Linked DNA regions of Homo sapiens: region 2 is linked to region 1. The links are chromatin contacts, found by Hi-C in ENCODE. All regions are on one chromosome and are shown on one strand. The core of a region is the stretch at or near the end of the contact, and the rest is flanking DNA. Distances in the headings are between cores, read along the strand shown.

Region 1 (5,067 bases), core at 1,585-4,084:
AATGGAAGAAAGAGAAAGGGAAGAGTAAAAGAGAAAGGGAAGAGTAAAAGAGAAAGGTTCATAAAGGTTAGTGAGAATCTGTATACACTGCAGAAACAGTTTCCTCTGGAGATGACATTGACTGAGTCTGTAGTGGAAGTCAGGAGCAGAGGAAGCGTGGAGTGCGCACTAGCTCTCTATGGAAGACGGGAGCAGGGGACGCGTGGAGCGTGCACTAGTCCTCCATGGAAGTCAGGAGCAGAGAATGCCTGGAATGCGCACTATCCTTCCATAGAAGACAGGAGCAGAGGACGCCGGAGTGCGCACTAGCCCTCCGTGGAAGACGGGAGCAGAGGACATCGGAGTGCGCACTAGCAGTCCATGGAAGTCAGGAGCAGAGAATGCCTGGAGGGCGCACTAGCCCTCCATAGAAGACAGGAGCAGAGGACGTCGAAGTGCGCACTAGCCCTCCATGGAAGACGGGAGCAGAGGACGGTGGAGTGCGCACCAGTCCTCCGTGGTAGACAGGAGCAGAGAATGCCTGGAGTGTGTACTAGCCCTCCATGGTAGATGGGAGGAGAGAATGCCAGGAGTGTGCACTAGCCCTCCATAGAAGATGGGAGCAGAGGACGCGTGGAGTGCGCACTAGCCCTCCTTGGAAGTCGGGAGCAGAGGACGCCGCAGTGCGCACTAGCCCTCCATGGAAGACAGGCGCAGAGGACGCCGGAGTGCGCACTAGCCCTTCATGGAAGACGGGAGCAGAGGATGCGTGGAGTGCGCACCAGCCCTCCATGGAAGTCAGGAGCAAAGGATGTGTGGAGTGCGTACTAGCCCTCCATGGCAGCATTTCCCAAATGGTGGCCCCTGAATCTTTGTTCCTCCAGATGTGCTAAAAGAAAAAGAGGCTTGTGGTTAAATAAATTTGGGAAAATTTTAAGGGGAGTTAAACCAAATTCTTTATTACAGCACCTGCTAGAAACTTTAATGTGATAAATGCGTTGCAGATCCCAAGGGGGTGAAGTGGGAAAGTTATACTATGCAGTGTTTGCAAACTTATTTGACCGTACACAGTTCTTTTGTTGTTTTGATAGTATTTCTCAAGGTGTGGTTCAGGGACCACCTGCATTGACCTGGTGTTTATTAGAGCAGGTTGTCTGGCATCACCCTAGACTTAATAATCAGCCAGAAGGGCAGGGAGAGACAGGGAATTTGCATTTTTAAGAAACACCTCAGTGTTTATTTCCCCCAATCAACACATTTATTTAGCATATAGTATGTGCCAGGCTCCATGCTAGGTGTTGAAGATATACTAGTGAATAAGACAGTTCTAATTCTAATCTCATAAAGCTAATTCTAATGGGGGTCAAAATAGGGGTGGGGTGCTGGGAATAGAAGCAACACACAATTGCAATGTGGTCTAGTCTTACTGCAATGGGCAAGACTTGTGTGGTTAGGGAAGCTTTACTGTAGTGAGGCTATATATAGAACACTTCACCAAAATATGTTTGTAACAACAGTTGAGACCTATGATTTATGGAAATCCCCCATATGTCACATGAGCACGGCATTCCGGACCCTGACAGATTTGTGAATTTCACATAAAACCCGGTGACTCTTTTGCACATTTAATTTGAGAACAGGTGAACTAGCTAGATGGATGTTCTCCAGGAAACACTTCTAAGGTGAAAAAGATGTTGACTCACGCTTTCTCCTGATCTGGCCACCAGGTGGCACTGACAAGCTGGGGCGACTTCGTTGTGGGCAGAGGCGGGACAGATAATTAGGCAGCCTTGCCTAATCTGCAAATCTGCAGACCTTAATCCATGGAGTATTGGTAATCCTGTAGATAGTGCAGTATGTGGTGAAATTAGGGAACACATCACACCATGGGGAATAGAAAATGCTAATTATTTTCAATCCCTATCTCATTCGATTTGCCTGCATCATTTGACTCTATGGACCATCACTTTCTTCTTGGAAATTTCTTTTCCTTTGGTTCCTAGGACACAGCTCTCTCACGGTTTTCCTTCAACCCTTAATAATAATAAGTAACATTTATTGGGCACTTAATATAAGCCACGTCCTGTGCTAAATGCTTTGTACACACGATCATTTAATGCTCCCTATGAGGTAGCTACTCTCATTAGCTTTATTTAGCAGGTAAGTCTTACAGAGAGATTAAGCCATGGGTCCAAATTACATAACTAGTGAGAGTCGGAGTTAGCATCAGGGTTGGGACAACCCTAGTCATGAGTCCTAGCTCACTGCACTTATGGCTTCCAGAGAGCCCTGATGGTTTCTGAATCGTCCCCATCATCCTGTCTGCCTGCATCACTACTCCAGGGTGCACTTGCCTTTGTAGACTGTGCAGCTGGGGCCCTCCTTTCTCAGTTTCTTCCTGTGCAAGTCTCTAGACACCTCCTAGGCGATCTCCCCCGGCCTGTCCTGAAGCCAGCCTGGGAGCTTCCCTCTAAGGAAGCAATGGCCACACTGTCTTGTCATGGTTTGCTTGTCTGTGCCCCCCTACCAGGTTCTGAGCCCCTCTAGGACAACTTAGTATCACTGGCACCTAGCGTGCTTGGCATATAGTAAACAGTCAGAAATGTTAATGGGATGAACAGCCTCAAAAGAGGGCTGGAGGTACACAGTCACAGCCATTCCTGAAGAAATATAGTGTGACATTGCCCACACAGGTGTTTGAAAACAACCCTTTGAGTCTAAGACAGAAAGCGGGTTGAAGGGATTTTTTTCCAGTCCAGTAAACCTGTGACTTTGAATTGGGAAATACTACTAAGGTCAACGGGCAAGGGGCCAGTGCAGAGTGCTGTGATAAACTGAGAATGCTAAGGACGTGATGGCATTCATTGTCCAAATCCATATTATACCCCAAGGCCAGGATGGAGCCGGGGCAGGTGCGGCTGCAGGCATTGAGCACTGGCATCCCCTCAGGGGTGCAGCAGCTGCTCCCCTCCCAGATGGTTTCTGAGCATCAGTTCCTCCTCTGCACCAGAATGTTTAGCAATGTCCTGGGTGGATGAACAAGGAGCTGAATGAAGAGTCTCTGTTCTCTGGTTGTCATGAGTGTGTGGTGATGGGGAAGGGAGCCCAGGAATGAACTCATCTGAACTACAGACATAACCTGCCTTGGGCGAGATAAGGCAAAGAGTCCACCTGTGCTCTAGGCCTTCCTTCTTAAGCCCTCCTTGAAATCCAGTCAGCATGGCTGTTTTTCCCAGGTGTCTGACCCTGCCCCCAAGATCATAGACCTATGCTGTCCAGGATGGCAGCCGCTAGCCACGTGTAGCTACTGAGCACTTGAATCGTGGCTGGCATGGCCAAGCGCAGTTGCCCATGCCTATAATCCCAGCACTTTGGGAAGCTGGCGGGTCACTTGAGGCCAGGAGTTCAAGACCAGCCTGGCCAGTATGGTGAAACCCCATCTTTACTAAAATATAAAAAAAATTAGCTGGGCATGGTGGCACATGCCTGTCATCCCAGCTACTCAGGTGGCTGAAGCATGAGAATTACTTGAACTCGGGAGGTGTAAGTTGCAGTGAGCCAAGATCATACCACTGTATTCCAGCCTGGATGACAGAGCAAGACTCCATCTCAAAAAAAAAAAAAAAAAAAAAAGAAAAAAGAAATATGGCAGACATAGCTGAGCTAGTATACCTTTAATTTTATTTCATTGCAATGAATTTAAATAGTCACATGTGGCTATTGGTACCATATTGAACCATATTGAACAGTGTACACACACTTACACACACACATACACACAGTTTTTGCCCTAGTGGCTACTATAGAGGTTTTTGATCCCTCCTTTCCCAACAAACACTGGATTTAACTCAAAGGTCCATTCTTCCTTAGGTTTTTGCTATTTCCCCCCTTTTCCTTTAAGAAGCCATTGATGGACCTCATTGATGGAAAGTTCTGTAAGTGTTGCCAAGGAACATCAGTATATTTTTCCTGTAGCTGGCACCTTTGAGGGAGTCTGGTCTCCAAGGCCATCTGTTTTGCAAGCAAGGGTGAGACAGCCACATTCCTCATCCTCAGACCTATGACTCTACCATGGCGAAGGCGGTGACCAGGGAGGGCTGGGACATTTGTGTCACAGAAAGAGTCCCTGCATTGATCATTTCTGAGTGATGTCTGAGTGGGGGTAATACCTAATGTTAAGAGAGTAACCATCTGACTACATCAAGACTTTTCATTTTCAAAGTATTTTATTTAAATAAATTTTTCTTTTGTGTGTGTTTGAATTTTACAGAAAAAAATACTGACAAATACTATACAGCTTGGACCCTTTATATTTTTCTTGGAAAGGTGGCTGCCATTTTTCTACCTTTCTCCCTCCCTGCTCCCCCCAAGAAAAAGAAACATGGAATCCATTGAGCAATGGGGAAAGGAGCAATGGGGAAAGGCCTCCTCTGGCTGCCGTCCGGAGCCTGGCTAAAGCTGCTCAGAAGTCCAGGCCTAGGGGATGTCTTTCTCGAGCCTGTGCTGGTCTAGGAAGCCTCTTCTTTAGGAATCATTTTTTTGTCCCCCGTGAACTTACCCTCCCCAGATGAGTCAAGCAGTCTCTGGTCCTGAGGTCCCATGGGTTGCCAGTGGCAGTTCAGGGACAGAGGCTGGAAGGAGTGAAAATGGAGAGGAATAAAGGGCTGGGGCTGGTCTGGTGCAGGCAGAAGAGGGAATCAGAGAAGCATAAAACATGGAGAAAAAGATGAGAAGGAAGTGGAAAGAAGAGAGTGGATATCAACAATGGCCTTAGGCTCCTTTCATGCACCTGTTTATTTAACAAAACGTTTAGGGCCTATCCTGCACTGGGACTCCTCTAGTTACGCCAGGAAAGGTTGTCAGGGGAGTCTGTGATGGGGAAAAGAGAGGCCCCATTCTGGGTTTGGCTCTTCTGAGTCATCGGCTGTGGAAGTGACTGAGAAGTGAGTTTCTGGGTGTTTCATCCCTGGGGTGAGAGCAAGTCCATTGGATTAGGAGACAGCAGGGACATTGTGCCTGGAGATAGAGGCCTTGTCATGGCAATGACAACTGACTGCTGTCTTAATTCAAAGGAGCAAGCAGTTGCCA
Region 2 (5,639 bases), core at 1,518-4,017, 1.3 Mb after region 1:
GGCTGCTGCAAGCTGGTTGGACTTATCGCTGTCTTATTCCAGTGCTTTTTCAGTTAACATGGTGTTTTTCAATCTATTCTAAAAGCAAAGGGCACAGGAAAAGACAGTAGGCAGAGGCAAGGAAACATTGCAAATTGGATAAAGAGCCAGGCCACTGGGCTGAGGTATTCTGTCTGTGGAAAGGCCCATTGGGTACCAATGGTATTGCTGTCCATTAAAGAAAATCCATAGGCTTTTTAAAAATGCATTTTCACCTTAATATAGCAGGAACAGCCACTCTGCCATGCAATTCCTGAGGATTTATGGCTGGCTGGGGTTAATGGTTTGAGGTGTTATTCTTTTCTGTGCCTCATTAATCCCCAGGAAGTGCCTGTGCTGAGATGGTTATTCAGCTCAGTTGGGCTCCAGAGGCACCAGTGTTCCCCACTCCACCTCCAAAGTGGCTGCAGGGGCCAGGCCACAGGAGCTCTCAGCTCTGACACAGGCTCTGTCTGGACCACCGTGTCCCTCAGAGCCTGGGTTAGTGACTCCACAAATGGCATTATGAATCCTAGGTGAGTCCTAGGTAAGTTTTGGCAGCCATTTTTCTTGGTTACTGGCATTGTTGATATGACTCTATGGCTTCCCCCTTTATCCTTTACCACAGAAAATTTGAAAAAGACACAGTTGGCCTCGTCTGAGAAGGAGAAGTGTGAGTGCAATGCTCCTTATCCACAGATGACAGAAGGGACTGATCCACTGATGGGGCAGAACTGATAACAGGACAGAGTCTTTAAGCAGCACAAGGTGCTTTCTGATGATCACAATGTATTGCATTTTGGTTGGGGGAATTCTAACTTTTTGGAGACATTAGTGTTTATAAAATATTCTCCTATACCTTTCTGTCCCACCTTCCTCCCTTCTACAAATATTAATTGAGCACTTACTAAGGTACCAGTATAGATATTGAGGACACAACCATGAACAAGAGGAACAAGGCTCCTGTCTTCAGGTTTTTGACATTTAAGTTTGCTTGAGGTCTGTGTGTGTGAAGGCCAGAAAATAAACATATAAACATTTAATCTTTTAACAAACCCATGGCTCAGGCAGAATAGGTGTACCCATATCTATTTCATAAATAAGAGACCTGAAACTTTGGAGAGGTCAATGATCTTTTCAGGTTAGCCAGTTTGTGCATTCATTAGCTTATCTATCAGACAGATTTACCAACACCAGTCATCTCTCAGCTCATCTCCTAGACTTTTGAGTTATAAAGATGACTAGGGTATGGGTCCTGCCTTCCAAGGCTCACAATACAGTGGTAAAGCAGCCACACAGACAAAAATATTCTAATCTGATAACTGCTATAATGGGACCTTTGCTTGCAAAATAGGGGCTTGAAAGAAGCATCTGCCTGAGGGAGACAATCAAGGTCAGCCACAAGTCTAAGGCTGGGAGAACGTGCTCAATAACACTTGTTGGATTGAATTGAGTCAGCTATTCAAGGCTGGCTTCACTATCTGGTTTAAAAAGTGTCCCCAGGACATCAGAATCATATATTCAAATAAAGCAAAAATAATCTCATTCCAAACCAAAATAGAAATTGTTTGTTCCACTTTTGGTCAGGCTTCCTGCTTTTATGTGATTAATTAAAAACAGGGTAGCCACTAAGCTGCAATATAAATGACAAATTATTTATGTCTTATTTATTAATGTAAAAATGCCCAGAAATTCCTCCTAGAGTCTGTTTCATCCACCCTCATCCTTCCTGTATACCTCCCTACCTCCATTAGTCTGGCTGTAATTGAGAAATACTTACACCTAGCCTCAACCATAGCAATGTAGAAAGAGCCATTAAACTAAACTCAGGAAACCTGGGTTTTTGTCCCGGGCCTGTGATTAGCTAAAATTCTGACCATGGGTAAGTAACTTCAGCTTTTTTTCCCCCTTTATTTTCCTTTCCTTTCCTTTCATTTCCTTTCCCTTCCTTTCCTTTCCTTTCTCTATCTCCCTCTATTTCTTTCTTTCTTTTTTTTTTTGATACAGGGTTTTGCTCTGTCTTCCAGGCTGGAGTGCAGTGGTATGATCAAATCTCTGCAGGCTTGATCTCTGAGGCTCAAGCAATCTTCCCACTTCAGCCCTTCTTAGTAGTTGGGACCACAAGCATGCACCACTACACCTGGTTAATTTTTAAATTTTTTGTAGAGATGGGCCCTCCTTATGTGGCCCAGGTTGGTCTTGAACTCAAGTGATTCTCCTGTCTCAACCTTCCAAAGTGCTGGAATTATAGGCATGAGCCACTGTGCCTGGCCTCACTTAACCTCTTGATGTTTCAGTTTCCTAAATTATAAACTGAGATTGAATACTTGTCCTATCTTACATCACATGTTCTTGTAAGGACCAAGTGGTAATACTGGGTGGTAGCTGGAGAATGGAGCAGTTAGCAGTTTCACATGACTAGCAAAAGGAAATTGTTGAAATAGCTGCATAAACTAGGGGCTGATAAGATCCTGAAAACCAGATGTAGGCTAAGCTGGCTAAGACCAACTGGACCCAAAATGGTGCTGGATTTGACATGGGTTTCACCTATAACCTCATTATATGTTCATTAACTTACTAAATCACACACCCACCAGTGCCGTGATAGTCCGGGAACACCCAAATTGGTGTAAAAATGGGTGGTACCACAGTTCCAGGAAATGTTCACCTTTTCCCAGGAATCTTCATGAATATTCCACCTCTTAGTTAAAGAAACTCATAAAGATGGAAACCCTGAACCCCACTGGGCATGACTCTCTCTCTTGAGTAGGCACACACTCCCTTTTCTCGGGTGTGTACTTTTTGCTTTGTGATACATCTCTGCACTTTCAGTATTTTCCAACTCATCCTTAAATTCCTTCTCACAACAGTGTCAAGAGCCTGGACGCCAGCCAGGATTGAGGTCCTACGGGTGTTTGGGGACCTCCCCAAGCCCACGAGTATCAATGGCAGTATCAATTGTCTGTGACAGTGATTAAGGAGCAAAACACTTGGTATGTATTGGGGGTGTCACTACTATTACCATAGCATGTCTGCTGACTGAACAAGATGCTGGACGTTTGCTAACTTGGCTTGTGCAGGGGGGTGTTAGACTTCTTGTATTCTTTTGGCATCAGAGGGCTGGGACGCAGCCCTGTAAGCGGGGATGAGCATCTCCCTTTAGCATCATTGTTCCCATCCAAGGGTCAGGCTCCCACTTAATGGCTCAGTTTCTCCAGTCTAATAACTTGTAACAAATTGTCTCATTTTTCTTTGATAAGTGACAACCTTTGGCTGCCTGGTCTTCTTTTAGGCTGCAACTGCTTCTGTGAGCTGGCAACTCCAGTTCTCCTGGGCCTCATCCAGGCCTGTGCAGGGAGACCATGGAGGGGATTAGGATGAGGGTTATTCACATCCTCTGCAGACACCTTCTCATGTTCAGTGTCTGCTTGGCTGGCATTAAAGGCAGAGGGAGTGCTGAGGATGAGTGTGTGTGGGGTGCAGGAAGGAAAGGATGGGTAAGGAGAGTTCTATTGCTAAGCTTAGGGTTATGAGAGGAAAAGTAGGTTGAGGCAAAAGCAGTGAGGGAGGATATAATTGAGCCAAATATCTTATTGGAACAGACAGAAGTGATAATATTTATTTCTTCTATAGATGCACTGATCATGTTGTCCAGATCAAAAATAGAAACTGTGGACTATGATCTAACAGATACATTTTTGAGGACAACAGGACAGTGTAGTTTGAATATAAACTCTCTGGGAAAATTCTGGAACAGTGATTTCTTATGCCTATGACCTCATACTCTCCCATAATTTCTTCTTCTTCTTTTAAAAATTTAACCTCTAGGAGTACAGAACACTCCCATAATTTCAAATCTTGCTGAGTCTAGTTTTGCCATTGGGCACAGTTGAGAAGTCTGTTTGTATTTATTCTATCTACTCATTCTTTCTTTCCTTTCAACAAGTATTTATTGAGCACCTACAATGTATGGCCCACTTCATGGGTGTGGGATCTCTGTAGTCACACAGGGCCCTACACTTAGGAGGGCCCTGTGCTTGGTTCAATGCACTGTTAACATCTTGAAATTTGTAATATTTCTCAAACAAGAAGTTCTGAATTTTTATTTTGCACCAGGCCTTGTAAATTATGTTTCTGGTCCAGATGAGGTACGATATTGGGTGTTGAGGATACAAAGATGAAAAGATATAGCTTTTTCCCAAACTCTCTCTAGCTGCCACCAGCTCTTTGCTTAGGAAATACCCCAGGTGCTGGACATGGCTCTCCGCATAGTTATCTGCTAAACACTGCCTTAGCTACCTGGGAGTTTGAAGAGTTTCTTCTTAACTAGTTCACTGTAAAGCATTCCAAATCATATAAATAGTTTTTTAATTATAAAAATAATAGAAGTTACTGTAGAAAGTTAGAACTATGCAGAAAAATTTGAAGAAGAAACTATAAAACAATCCATAATCCCAATATCCATATGCAGTGGTTATCACCGGATAGGTGGCTGGATAGTGGTTATTGCTGGATAGGTGTTTTCACTTTGAATTATTCATATTTATATTTTTAAATAAAAGTAGGATTCTAATACACGTATAATTTTATAATCTTGCATTTTCACTTAAAATTGCATATTTGCTATTTCCCAAGACATAAAATAATTTCCAAAACATGGTGTTCTGTGTTTGTTGCATTCTGACATGTGGATGTGCCATGATATATTTTCTTCCTTCCCATTTTTTGGGGTACATCTAAGTTGTTTTCAACTTTTTGCTGTGGTAAATGCTACTTGGATGAGCATCCCTATATATAAATCTTTGTCTGCTTCTTTGGTTATTTTCTTAGGATACACTTCAAAAAGCAAGATGACTAGTTAAAAGTGTATGGAGAGGCATGACACACATGCAAATCATTTCCAGAAGACTGCAACAACTTATACTCTCACCAGTAGTGAATGGGAGACCCTATTTCACAGGTCTCCCTATACTGGCTATTTTTTATTTTTCAAAGTGGTTGTCCAAGTTGACAGGTGACAACGTTTATTTGATTACTTGTTAGATTAGACGCATTTTTTCCTATATTTATTGGGCACATATATCACCTGTTTTTTCTTCAAAGGCTGCAAAAACTCTGAAATTTAATTCATACTTCAATATTTAATACAAAGTTACCTTTTTTATTGTTTCTTTTCTACTGTAACCTCATGCCTATCCTGACCCAGGCCATTCTTTTTTTTTTTTTTTAACTTTTAAGTTCAGGAGTACATGTGCAGGTTTGTTATATAGGTAAACTTGTGTCATGGGTTTTTTTTTGCATAGGTTATTTCATCACACAGGTATTAAGCCTAGTACCCATTAGTTATTTTTCCTGATCCTCTCCCTCCTGCCACTCTCCACCTTCCGGTAGGCCCCAGTGTGTGTTGTTCCCCTCTATGTGTCATGTGTTCTCATCATTTAGCTTCCTTTTGCGAGAACATGTGGTATCTGGTTTTCTGTTCCTGTATATCATTTTTTTTATAAGTTGTCTTATCAGACTTTTTGTTCATTCTCCTATCAGAGTGCTCCACTTTTTCTTAGTTATCTATAAATTAGTTATCTATTAAATGTCTTAGGTTTTAAAAAATGTATTAGGCAACA

The links. Hi-C counts contacts between places; a loop is a spot of excess contacts on that map. Pooled maps may share reads with other maps.
Region 2: a map of Caco-2 shows a loop between it and region 1 (20-fold over the local background). The contact joins the promoter of PAPPA2 here to the enhancer-like site in region 1. A Hi-C loop is called at or near these places in 3 of 168 maps with a recorded cell type or tissue (Caco-2, HCT116 and naive thymus-derived CD4-positive, alpha-beta T cell), 1 of 37 single-sample maps with no recorded cell type and 9 of 50 pooled maps.

What each region holds. Positions count from the first base shown.
Region 1 is chr1:175,153,348-175,158,414 of GRCh38, forward strand. KIAA0040 reads right to left here. Exons shown (of 4, transcript NM_014656.3): 4 at 3,639-5,067. Among named protein-coding and RNA genes, the nearest start is that of KIAA0040, 37 kb to the right of the region's middle. RefSeq lists an enhancer at 600-1,099. Within about 2 kb of position 2,835, at least 2 of the 41 ENCODE cell types and tissues checked have a DNase peak (open chromatin) inside an H3K27ac peak, as active enhancers do.
Region 2 is chr1:176,460,408-176,466,046 of GRCh38, forward strand. It overlaps PAPPA2 (pappalysin 2), which reads left to right and starts at 2,768. Exons shown (of 23, transcript NM_020318.3): 1 at 2,768-3,011.